Regions from separate parts of the Homo sapiens genome. Here regions 1 and 2 are each linked to region 3. Evidence: chromatin contacts called from ENCODE Hi-C or POLR2A ChIA-PET data. All regions are on one chromosome and are shown on one strand. The core of a region is the stretch at or near the end of the contact, and the rest is flanking DNA. Distances in the headings are between cores, read along the strand shown. Region 1 holds the start of NDUFV2-AS1 (NDUFV2 antisense RNA 1). Region 2 holds the start of NDUFV2 (NADH:ubiquinone oxidoreductase core subunit V2). Region 3 holds the start of PTPN2 (protein tyrosine phosphatase non-receptor type 2).

Region 1 (2,928 bases), core at 137-2,636, 3.7 Mb after region 3:
TCAACTTTAGGATTAGAGGTAATTCCGAACCATTACATACACAGCACTGGATCTGCAACACACTTCACCTTAGTTCGCAGTTTAACCACGGGTGTCCAGTGGAAATTACAATCCCGGTGACTACACTGCTTTAAATGTTTCCTAAGGTTTCAACGAGTGCAACAGTAACTTCCTATCCCAGACAGCGTCTTACTGTTATTACTAAAACAGCTGTCAGCTAAGCTTCGCATACCTCTTTGTACAACCGTTTATTCAACGCTTTGGGATCTGTAAGGATGCGTCACTCCACATCACTCCTCAAAACGAGATCTAAGAACCTGACGTGCTCCAGGGGTCTTGAAGCATCACAAGTGGGTACTTGAAAAACGATGACGGGAACTGCCTGTCCAATGCGGCAAGGTTATTTTACACTGGCATTTAAGACAGAACTGTAGAGTGGCTGCTCTTTCCCCGGACACTACTAAAGCAGCAATTTCCCCTTCTTGATTTCATCCACCTCTCCCAGGACCCGGGTACCTCCGACGCTCCCGGCCCGAGCGGCCGCGGCAGACTCCCCGGCGTCGGCGCACGCTCGGCGGCTGGCGGCGGGAACGCGCGGCGGGCCGGGCGCGCCCCCGCCCCCGCGGGTCCGACCGCCGCACGCCAGCGGCGCCCTCTCGGCCGCGCACACTCACACTCGCACGCACACGCTCCTCCGGCCCCGCCATGTTCCGGGAGGCGGCGGCAGCCCAGCCCCGCCAGCCGCGGTGAGGGGCGCCCGCGACGAGGCCAGCTCGCGGCCCTCCGCCCGGCCCCCGCCCCGCCCCGCGCAGCGCCCCCGCCCAGTTGGCGGCTCCCACCTGCGCCGCGGCTCCTCGCGACGCCGGGAGGGGCGGCGGCGGGCGGGGCCCCGGCGGACCCGCGCCGGGGGGCACTAACGGCCTGTCACTGTCAGGCGAGCTACGGCTCGGGCCAGGCTGGGCGGGCGGCGCGTCGGGACCGGGGGGGGCGGGCAGGGCGCGTCCCCTACCTTGCTCTGGGGAGGGGGAACGGGAGCAGCGCAGAACTGAGGGGATCTCCTCCCTGGCGCCGGGGACAAGCTCGAAACCGCGCCCCTCCTTCCTCCTTTCCTGTCGCCACGCCCCCCTCACCCGTACGGACCCGAGGCAAGGCCGGCGCAGGAGGCTTCACCCCCGGAACGAGTGCTTCGGCGTAGCCGTCGCTGTCGTTGTCTTCGTCGCCGCTGCAGCCGCCTGTAAAGCCGCCGGAGCCGGGCTTGAAAACATCTCCGGTCTCGGTCCGTCTCTCACCACAGCCTCCTCGCTCCCAGGACAGCGTCGCCCCGCGATTGGCTGCGACGCGAGCACGTGACACCCGCGGACACGTGACTACCGCGGGCACGGGACGGGCGGCGTGACCGCCCCGCCCCCCGGCGCCCGCCCCTCCTGCTGCTCAGCCAGGCTCCGCGAGCCGCAGGGCGGGGAAGCGGGACGTACCAAGCGGCAGGCGGCGGAGGGGTGCGGGCCGGAACTCCGCCCTTCGTGCTGGTCGGTCTCCACGCCCCACTCGGACTAGTGTCACCGCCTCCCCGCCGCAGACACTATCCGACAAAGGAGGGGGAATCAAAGGCTGGGCGAAGAGGCAGGGCAGGCGCCGGTGACGCTGCTGGGCAAGCGGGCTCTGCAGTAGCATTTGTGGCGACCGTGGCAGTGGCTGTGACTGGAAGCTTCTGGAAATGGCGGCGATGAGGACCCCCACATAGGGTATTCACCTGTTATTTTTACACGGGGTGGGTGGACGAGCGTGATCCAACTCAGGCAAAATGACGCTGCGACCGCAGCCCGAGGACTAGGCGAAGTTCCCCCGCTAAGCCGGCGGCGGCCGTCTGGCCCCGCACCAGGCCGGAGAAGCTGCACCTACGCCCAGAGCCCGCGGCCCCCCGCCTCAGGTGGGGCCCTGGGCCCCGCCCCGAAAGCGCGGTAGCGTGCACCTGCCCTGGCACCAGGGGGTCTAGAGCGCGTCCCCTCCCAGCCACGCCTTCCAGTGGCCTTTTTAAAGAGGAATTCAGTGCACCCTCCCACACGTAGTGTTGGGGATTTGAGAGGGAGCTGCTCAGGTACTAGGAAGGGTGCCGGAGGAAAATTGACCGTCGCAGCGTGGCAGCAGCGTGTACTCACTCCCTTCTGGGCGCGTTATTTACGTAGAGGTTAATCTGCAACAACAGCGTCTGTTTATGACTTAGTGCATGCAGTTACAAGTTTATGTTACACTGTCCTTTAACGTCTTGATGAACTGAGGGTTCAGGTGTGATCACAGCAGATGAAGTGACATTCAGACCTGACAGGGACGGCGAGGTCCCATCAAATTACTATGTAAAGCATAAACCTGCATTAAAGATCAGGAGTTTTTCCTTTCCTGGGTTCCTGATTTCTCCCACCTACAAATCTTTAGGGTCAACAAGACTAGAAAAAGAGCACCTTATGGCTAGAGGTGGAATAGTGTTACATTTAACTTGGTTATTTATGATGTGAAATACAAAGAAAAAAACAGTCGCCTATGAGAAAGTCAGGAGAGCTCCAGGGTAGGACATTTTCATTGTTACTTTTTTGTGCCACTTGGAAAATTAACTGTTGTTTACCTTCTCTCAATTAAAAAAAAAATCTTAAAGACATACTTAAAAATAATCGTTATAGCCGAGCGCAGTGGCTCACGCCTGTAATCCCAGCAATTTGGGAGGCTCAGGCGGGCAGATGGCTTGAGCCCAGGAGTTTGAGACCAGCCAGGCAACATAGTAAGACCCTGTCTCTAAAAAAATATATGAAAATTAACCAGGCTGGTGGCGCCTGCCTGTGCTCCCAGCTGCTCAGGAGGCTGAGGCCAGGGTATTGCAGTGAACCAAGATCACACCACTGCACTCCAGCCTGGGGACACAGCCTGTCTCAAAAAAAA
Region 2 (2,819 bases), core at 9-2,508, 3.8 Mb after region 3:
ATCTGTAATATGAGGAAAAAGTAATACCAGCCTCAAAAATGAGATGTGGAATGTAGATATTTAACTCGGTGCTTGGCATACAGAAAACAGTTATCAAATGACTATCATTATTATCCACACTGTTAACTAGAGCTCAGCAGTGCATGACGTACAGTAAGACTTCAAATGTTTATTGAAAGACTGAACTCTGCAAAAAGGAATATTCCCATTTTACAACTGAAGAAACTGAGGAAGATTAACAGCACAAAGTCATAGAGCCACAAAAGGCAGTTAAGCTAACATCCAAACTCGAGTCTAACTCTAAAGCCCTGAATTCATTCTCAATGAATATACACTAGCTCCCTCTTGCTGAGAACTGACTTAACCTATTTCACTCTTAGAAAACAAACAAAACTAAGGCTTCTTTCCAGTATTACTTGTGTAACAGGCCCTGTTGTTATAATCGACATTTCTGGAAATCTGCATTTTTAGATTAACGTGAAGGAGTGTTTCAACTTCTCTGCAATTCAATTTCCTTGCCTACCATGAGATGTACTTGGATCTCAAAAAGATCATTTAATCTCTAAAATCCTGTGGTTCTTTAATTGGGTGCTGTTATTTGCGGCGCCGTTCTTTCAGAGTTAGTTTGATACCGTTTATTTAGCCAGCATTTCCGATATGCAAAGCACAACTGCAGTAAATCAAACATTGGCCACCCTTTTCCAGCCCTAATGAAGTTCTCCCTAAGCCTTCACGAAGCAAGCCAGAGCTCTCCAGTATGCTGCAACCTAAAAGCATCGAGGTCACTAGGCTTGAAACGAGAGGTGCCTCCTTCGGAGCGACGGTCTTCGAAACTGATCTGGCCAGAGCAGGCCTAGATTCTGCGCTACAGCAAAACAGCAAAAACAAACAAACATATATATATATATCACCAAGCAGCCCCTCTTTTCTGTCCTCCTCGACCAAACTAGGAGTACACTTCCCAGTATGGCAACCCTCCCTCGGGGCTTCTCACGGTGGGGCTGCAGCGGCCTCCCTAAGAGGGCTAAGGCCGCAGTGTCCTTGCCGCCGCCTGCAGGCCCGTGCAGAGCCCAGGGCTCTCCTGCGCCCAAAACTAAGGGAGACACGGAGAGCAAGAGAAGGGCGGCGGCAGCGCCGGGCTCAGCTTGAGCCTCCTTACCCAGTGGGCGGTGAGGCCAGCCGCCCGGGCCCGGAGCGCCGCGGAGAAGAACATGGCGGGCCACACTGTTCACCTTCCCCAGCCGCGCCAGGCGAGAATCCCGAGCGCGCCCAGGGCGCACAGCGTGCGCGCTCCCGACCCCAGGCCTAGGCGACCCGGACGGCACGCCGCTCCCTTCGCCGAGGGGCGGGGGCTGACGGGAGGGAGCGAGGGCGCGCGGGGGCTGCTGGGGCCCTGTGGGCGGAGACTTCCCGGGGGAGGGGCGGGGACCAGTCCGTGCTCGGAAAGGGAGGTGTCCTACGGGCCGCTGCAGGGGTCCCGGCCTTGAAAAGAAGCGTCCCGGAGCTGCACCTTGGGCTCCTGGGTAACGAAGCGCCCGCCTGGATTTATAGGGGTGAGCTTCCCTCATGGAGAGCCTTGTGAGGATTAGCCACCTCCTCTTATATTGCTGTTAGTTAAAAATAAAGTCGGGTTGCAACCCACTATAAATCTTATTCTACATGTTACGAATTCAAGACACAGAGGGCTGCTATCCAGTGTGCTAGCCATAGACACCAAATGTCTTGGTTCCCAATCTTTTGCATTAGAGATATGTGCGACATATTTAGGGGTTAAATGGTATGATGTCTGGAATTTGCTTGAGAATAGTGGGGAGCGGGAGGTGAAAAATAAAGCAAGTTGGCCGTTAAGTAAGGCCATAGAAGCTGCATGGTCGTTCTTATTTACTATTCTCGGTACTTTTGTACATATTAGATATTTTCCATAATAAAGCTGAAAAAAAAACCCACTTCCTTCTTCATGTTTGTTTGGTTATCTCTGGAAATTCCAACAAGTATTTATTCAGTAACAGCTCTAATGTGCACAGCACTATTTCCTGGTGTGGACTTCCTCTTGATTTTTTACGTCACTGCCTTCTTTTCTGGAGTGTCACGTCCTGTACCCACCCCCTTCCTTTTGCCCATTTTCTTTGCTATAATAAACTTGTGAATAATTTCTAGAACATTCACAGCAGCACAGGGATTTTAAAAATTTATCCCTCATTAGTTTAAAAACTCAGAAATATTCCATTGCAACCCCTATGAATCATATTTCGCAAATCACAGAATTCAAGACACAGAGGACTGCTGCCCAGTGAGCTAGAAATAGATACCAAATGCCTTGGTTCCCACTCCTTTGCCTTATATTTTATGTTAGTTTGCCTCTCCTAAATTAGCTTCAGTATTTCCCTTTAAAAGGAAAAGACAGTCTGGCCCTTAATGTAAATGTATTTTGTTATAAAGTTACCTAAATACTTATACACCTGGCCGGGCGCGTGGCTCACGCCTGTAATCCCAGCACTTTGGGAGGCTGAGGTGGGCAGATCACGAGGTCAGGAGATCGAGACCATCCTGGCTAATACGGTGAAACCCCGTCTCTACTGAAAATACAAGACATTAGCCGGGCATGGTGGCAGGCGCCTGTAGTCCCAGCTACTCGGGAGGCTGAGGCAGGGGAATGGCGTGAACCCGGGAGGCGGAGCTTGCAGTGAGCCGAGATCGCGCCACTGCACTCCAGCCTGGGCGACGGAGCGAGACTCCGTCTCAAAAATAAAAAATAAAAAATAAAAATACTTATACACCTAACACTATTGTGCACATACTTACTGTTCTTATACAACTAA
Region 3 (3,219 bases), core at 266-2,765:
GTTTGGGGTGAGGCCTTCAAATTTGCATTTCAAAGAAGCTCACACTGGATGCAAATGATGCTGGTGTGAGAACCACTGTTCTAGATTCTTCGCTGCACTCAGCAAACTAAGATAGGCAAATACAGCTCCCGGAACCAGAGAGGCTGACAAATGAATTCCAAAGAGATGCTGAATACTTGGCGATAAGAACTGCTGCTTTGAGATAAAGATGCTCCTCCTTTGTAGAACACAGTATTTTTTGGTTGGAAAGCAATCTGATGAGCAGACTAATGCGAACATTCACAGGATATTCTGGGAGATACCATGCCTTTAATCAAAATAATCAGATTCAATGACAGAATTTCAGAACCAAGGACCATTAGACATTGTGGGGTCTTTCGGGGGAAGCTTTCCTGTATCTCTAAATCATACTATGTAAGTAGAAAGCTTGCTGACTGCTTTTTTGTTAATACGATTTCTTCTAGCTTCCGTAGCCAACTTTTTTTTTTTTTTTTCTGGCTAGGGTTTTCATTATTTTATGTGATTAAGGACACTTTTCTGCCCCAAGTATTGTAATCCTCTCGGCCGGCTCTGTCCAAAAGAACTGTCTTCGATGATAGAAACGTTCTACATATGTACTTTGCCACATAGCAGCCACTAGCCATACATGGTTATGGCACACCTGAAATGTGGCTGGTGCCACTGAGGAATTAAGTTAATATTTAAAATTTAAATCCCAATACTGGACAGCACGGCTAAACCTTTCCTAACCCTTCACGTTTCTTATGAAGATTATATAGCAGGATATTACAAGCACTAAAAAAGAACTATCTTAAATCTGAAGCAAGATGATTTCCCTAACTAGTACGTTTGTTTGGTAAAAGAGGACGTGCTATTTTTTACAGTTAAATCTAATTCGTAAGTTGTAGAACGTTTTCTTAACAAGGTATCCCTCTCCCAAATTCCGGGAGAGGCTGGCTGCCTTTCCTTTTGCTCCAGCGGTTTATTTGGCATAAAATCTGCAGGCTTACAGGAGCTGACACCAGGGCAGAAAAGAATGAGGAATTTGTTTCCAAGTTGGTCACAGGCCGCTAATCTGACCTAGATGATGTTTAAAATAATATTCAAATACAGCACTTTAAAAAACTATGAAGGCTGAGAAGAAAACGAGAAATGGGAAGCAAGAAGGAAGGCGGAGCGTGCCGGCGACTTCTCAGGGGACTTCCTCAGGGAGTCCCATTCCAGTAACCCCGCGCTACCCACGGACCACCGCCTCTCTCTTGTCGGAAGACGCAAGCCCAAGGGGCGGCTCACCTCGTGCCGCGCGCAGGGACCACGGCCGCCGGGTGGTCCCCTGGCCCCGCCCCCTCCCACCTGGGCACCCCGAGCCCCGCCCCCCGAGCGCCCCGCCCCGCCCCGCCGCCGACTTCGCGCCGCGCTCGGGCGCCGAGTCTGCGCGCTGACGTCCGACGCTCCAGGTACTTTCCCCACGGCCGACAGGGCTTGGCGTGGGGGCGGGGCGCGGCGCGCAGCGCGCATGCGCCGCAGCGCCAGCGCTCTCCCCGGATCGTGCGGGGCCTGAGCCTCTCCGCCGGCGCAGGCTCTGCTCGCGCCAGCTCGCTCCCGCAGCCATGCCCACCACCATCGAGCGGGAGTTCGAAGAGTTGGATACTCAGCGTCGCTGGCAGCCGCTGTACTTGGTGAGTCGCGGACCCACGCGGCAGTCGCCGACCTCCTCCGAGACCCGGACTCGTGCCCTGTCCGCAGGGTCCCTCCCGCCTCCCCCGCCTCTCGCCTCTAGCCTCTCGCTCGGGGCGGAAGTGGCGGCGCGGTCCGCGTCAGGGGCGCGCCTGCGCTGACCGCTCTCTTGCTCCTTTTGGTTTAAAAAAAAAAAAAAAAAAAGCATACTTGAGCTGAGCAGCTCATGGTTAGCGCAAGCGCAGTTAGTTCTGGAGGGCGGTGCCACAGCGGCTTCTTGGGGAGCGCGTGGATGCGCCACCAGCGTTGCGCGGCCCGGGTCTGGGGGTCCTTGGGAAAGCCGTGGGGGCGCTCGGGCGCGCGCCCCCGGGCCGCAGCTTCGCCGTAGCTCCCACGCCGCTGTGCTTGGTTCTTGCTCGCGGACAGCTCTTTCTCTGGCCGGGTGTTTTGTGGCCGGGTGGGCAGCTGGCGTCCCCGGGAGCGGTGAGGGCGGGGGCGGGCGAGCCGGGCCGCGGCGTCCGGGTCCAGCTGGCGCCCGCGCAGGACCTGTGGGAGCAGGCCGCTCTGGGCGCCGGGCCGGCCGCCGCAGCCCTCTGCGAGGCGAAGCTCGCTCTCCTGGCGGAGCCGCGGTGGTTGGGGGTGGCTCGTGGCCTCTGGCGAGGGCAGCGCTCTCGGGACCCTCCGTCTTCATTTTCCCCCGTGGCCCAGCAGCGCCCAGCGTGGGTTCGGCCCCCATAGAACCTTCCCGGAACGAAAGAGGCTTTGCTTGTGTTCGTCCAGTGATAGCGTGTCATTCTCTTTATAGTTTTCCTTACTGAGGTATACTTTCCCTACAGTGAAACGCAGCTTTCATGTGTGCTCCCAGACGGGTGTCACAAATGAATCCCCTCTTGCAAGCCCCCTCAAATCAAAATAGCCTTTCCTTGCCCTGAGAAAGTGCCCTCATCCCCTCCCCGGGGGCACGGTGTTCCGATGCCTATCGCCCTAATCGTGCCTGTTCAGCTCACATAGATGCAATATGTAGTATAAACACCTGTGATTCGCTTTTTTTATGTCAACTAGACTACCTTTTAATTCAAACAAAACTTTATCTCTTTTAAAATGATGTAACTGCTTTCCCCTTCGTTTAATCCTTGTCGTATTATTCCCAAGATTGAATTTGGTGACGGTTAAGTTAATGCTGCTTCTGATGTTTGGTTCTCTCTGTGTAAAGTAAAAGACGGGCTTTCCTGTAAATGGATGATCCTGGGTTTTTCCCCTTTCCATTTAATTAGATGGCAGTGAAAAATGTGTTCAGAAAGTAACGTTTTCTTCTTGAACACATTAGTGGGAAGTATAAATATTCTGATTCCCATGATACAGAGTATGTTAGAATAGGGATCTAAGTTTTAAAGAATGCTGGTAAGGACTCTTCCAATTATAGACAATCTGAAACGCAAATTCTGGTAGGAATCTTCATGTGAGAGAGCCTGCCAGCTGCATCTTCTCCAGTTACATTTGTTTTAGCAGAGGCTGCTGTCTCTCTAAGGGATAGGTTATATA

Evidence for each region. A loop is a pair of places that touch in the nucleus more often than their neighbours do. ChIA-PET counts read pairs that join two places held with the same protein, here RNA polymerase II (POLR2A). Pooled maps may share reads with other maps.
Region 1: a loop to region 3 is called in a pooled map, with 8 times the contacts of the local background. The contact joins the promoter of NDUFV2-AS1 here to the promoter of PTPN2 in region 3. A Hi-C loop is called at or near these places in 7 of 50 pooled maps.
Region 2: a pooled map shows a loop between it and region 3 (4-fold over the local background). The contact joins the promoter of NDUFV2 here to the promoter of PTPN2 in region 3. A Hi-C loop is called at or near these places in 1 of 168 maps with a recorded cell type or tissue (naive thymus-derived CD4-positive, alpha-beta T cell) and 5 of 50 pooled maps. POLR2A ChIA-PET finds 5 or more read pairs at or near these places in 1 of 52 experiments (AG04450).

The regions. Positions count from the first base shown.
Region 1 is chr18:9,135,178-9,138,105 of GRCh38, reverse strand. It overlaps NDUFV2-AS1 (NDUFV2 antisense RNA 1), which reads left to right and starts at 1,386. Exons shown (of 3, transcript NR_110772.1): 1 at 1,386-1,742. ANKRD12 (ankyrin repeat domain 12) reads right to left here and starts at 1,325. Exons shown (of 13, transcript NM_015208.5): 1 at 1,141-1,325. RefSeq lists silencers at 558-607, 648-1,047, 1,258-1,607, 1,958-2,047, 2,050-2,223 and enhancers at 1,178-1,227, 1,718-1,767.
Region 2 is chr18:9,101,138-9,103,956 of GRCh38, reverse strand. It overlaps NDUFV2 (NADH:ubiquinone oxidoreductase core subunit V2), which reads right to left and starts at 1,258. Exons shown (of 8, transcript NM_021074.5): 1 at 1,160-1,258. The coding sequence starts at 1,213. RefSeq lists an enhancer at 189-898 and a silencer at 1,171-1,530.
Region 3 is chr18:12,882,533-12,885,751 of GRCh38, reverse strand. PTPN2 (protein tyrosine phosphatase non-receptor type 2) reads left to right here and starts at 1,515. Exons shown (of 9, transcript NM_002828.4): 1 at 1,515-1,679. The coding sequence starts at 1,611. RefSeq lists silencers at 1,303-1,592, 1,973-2,312.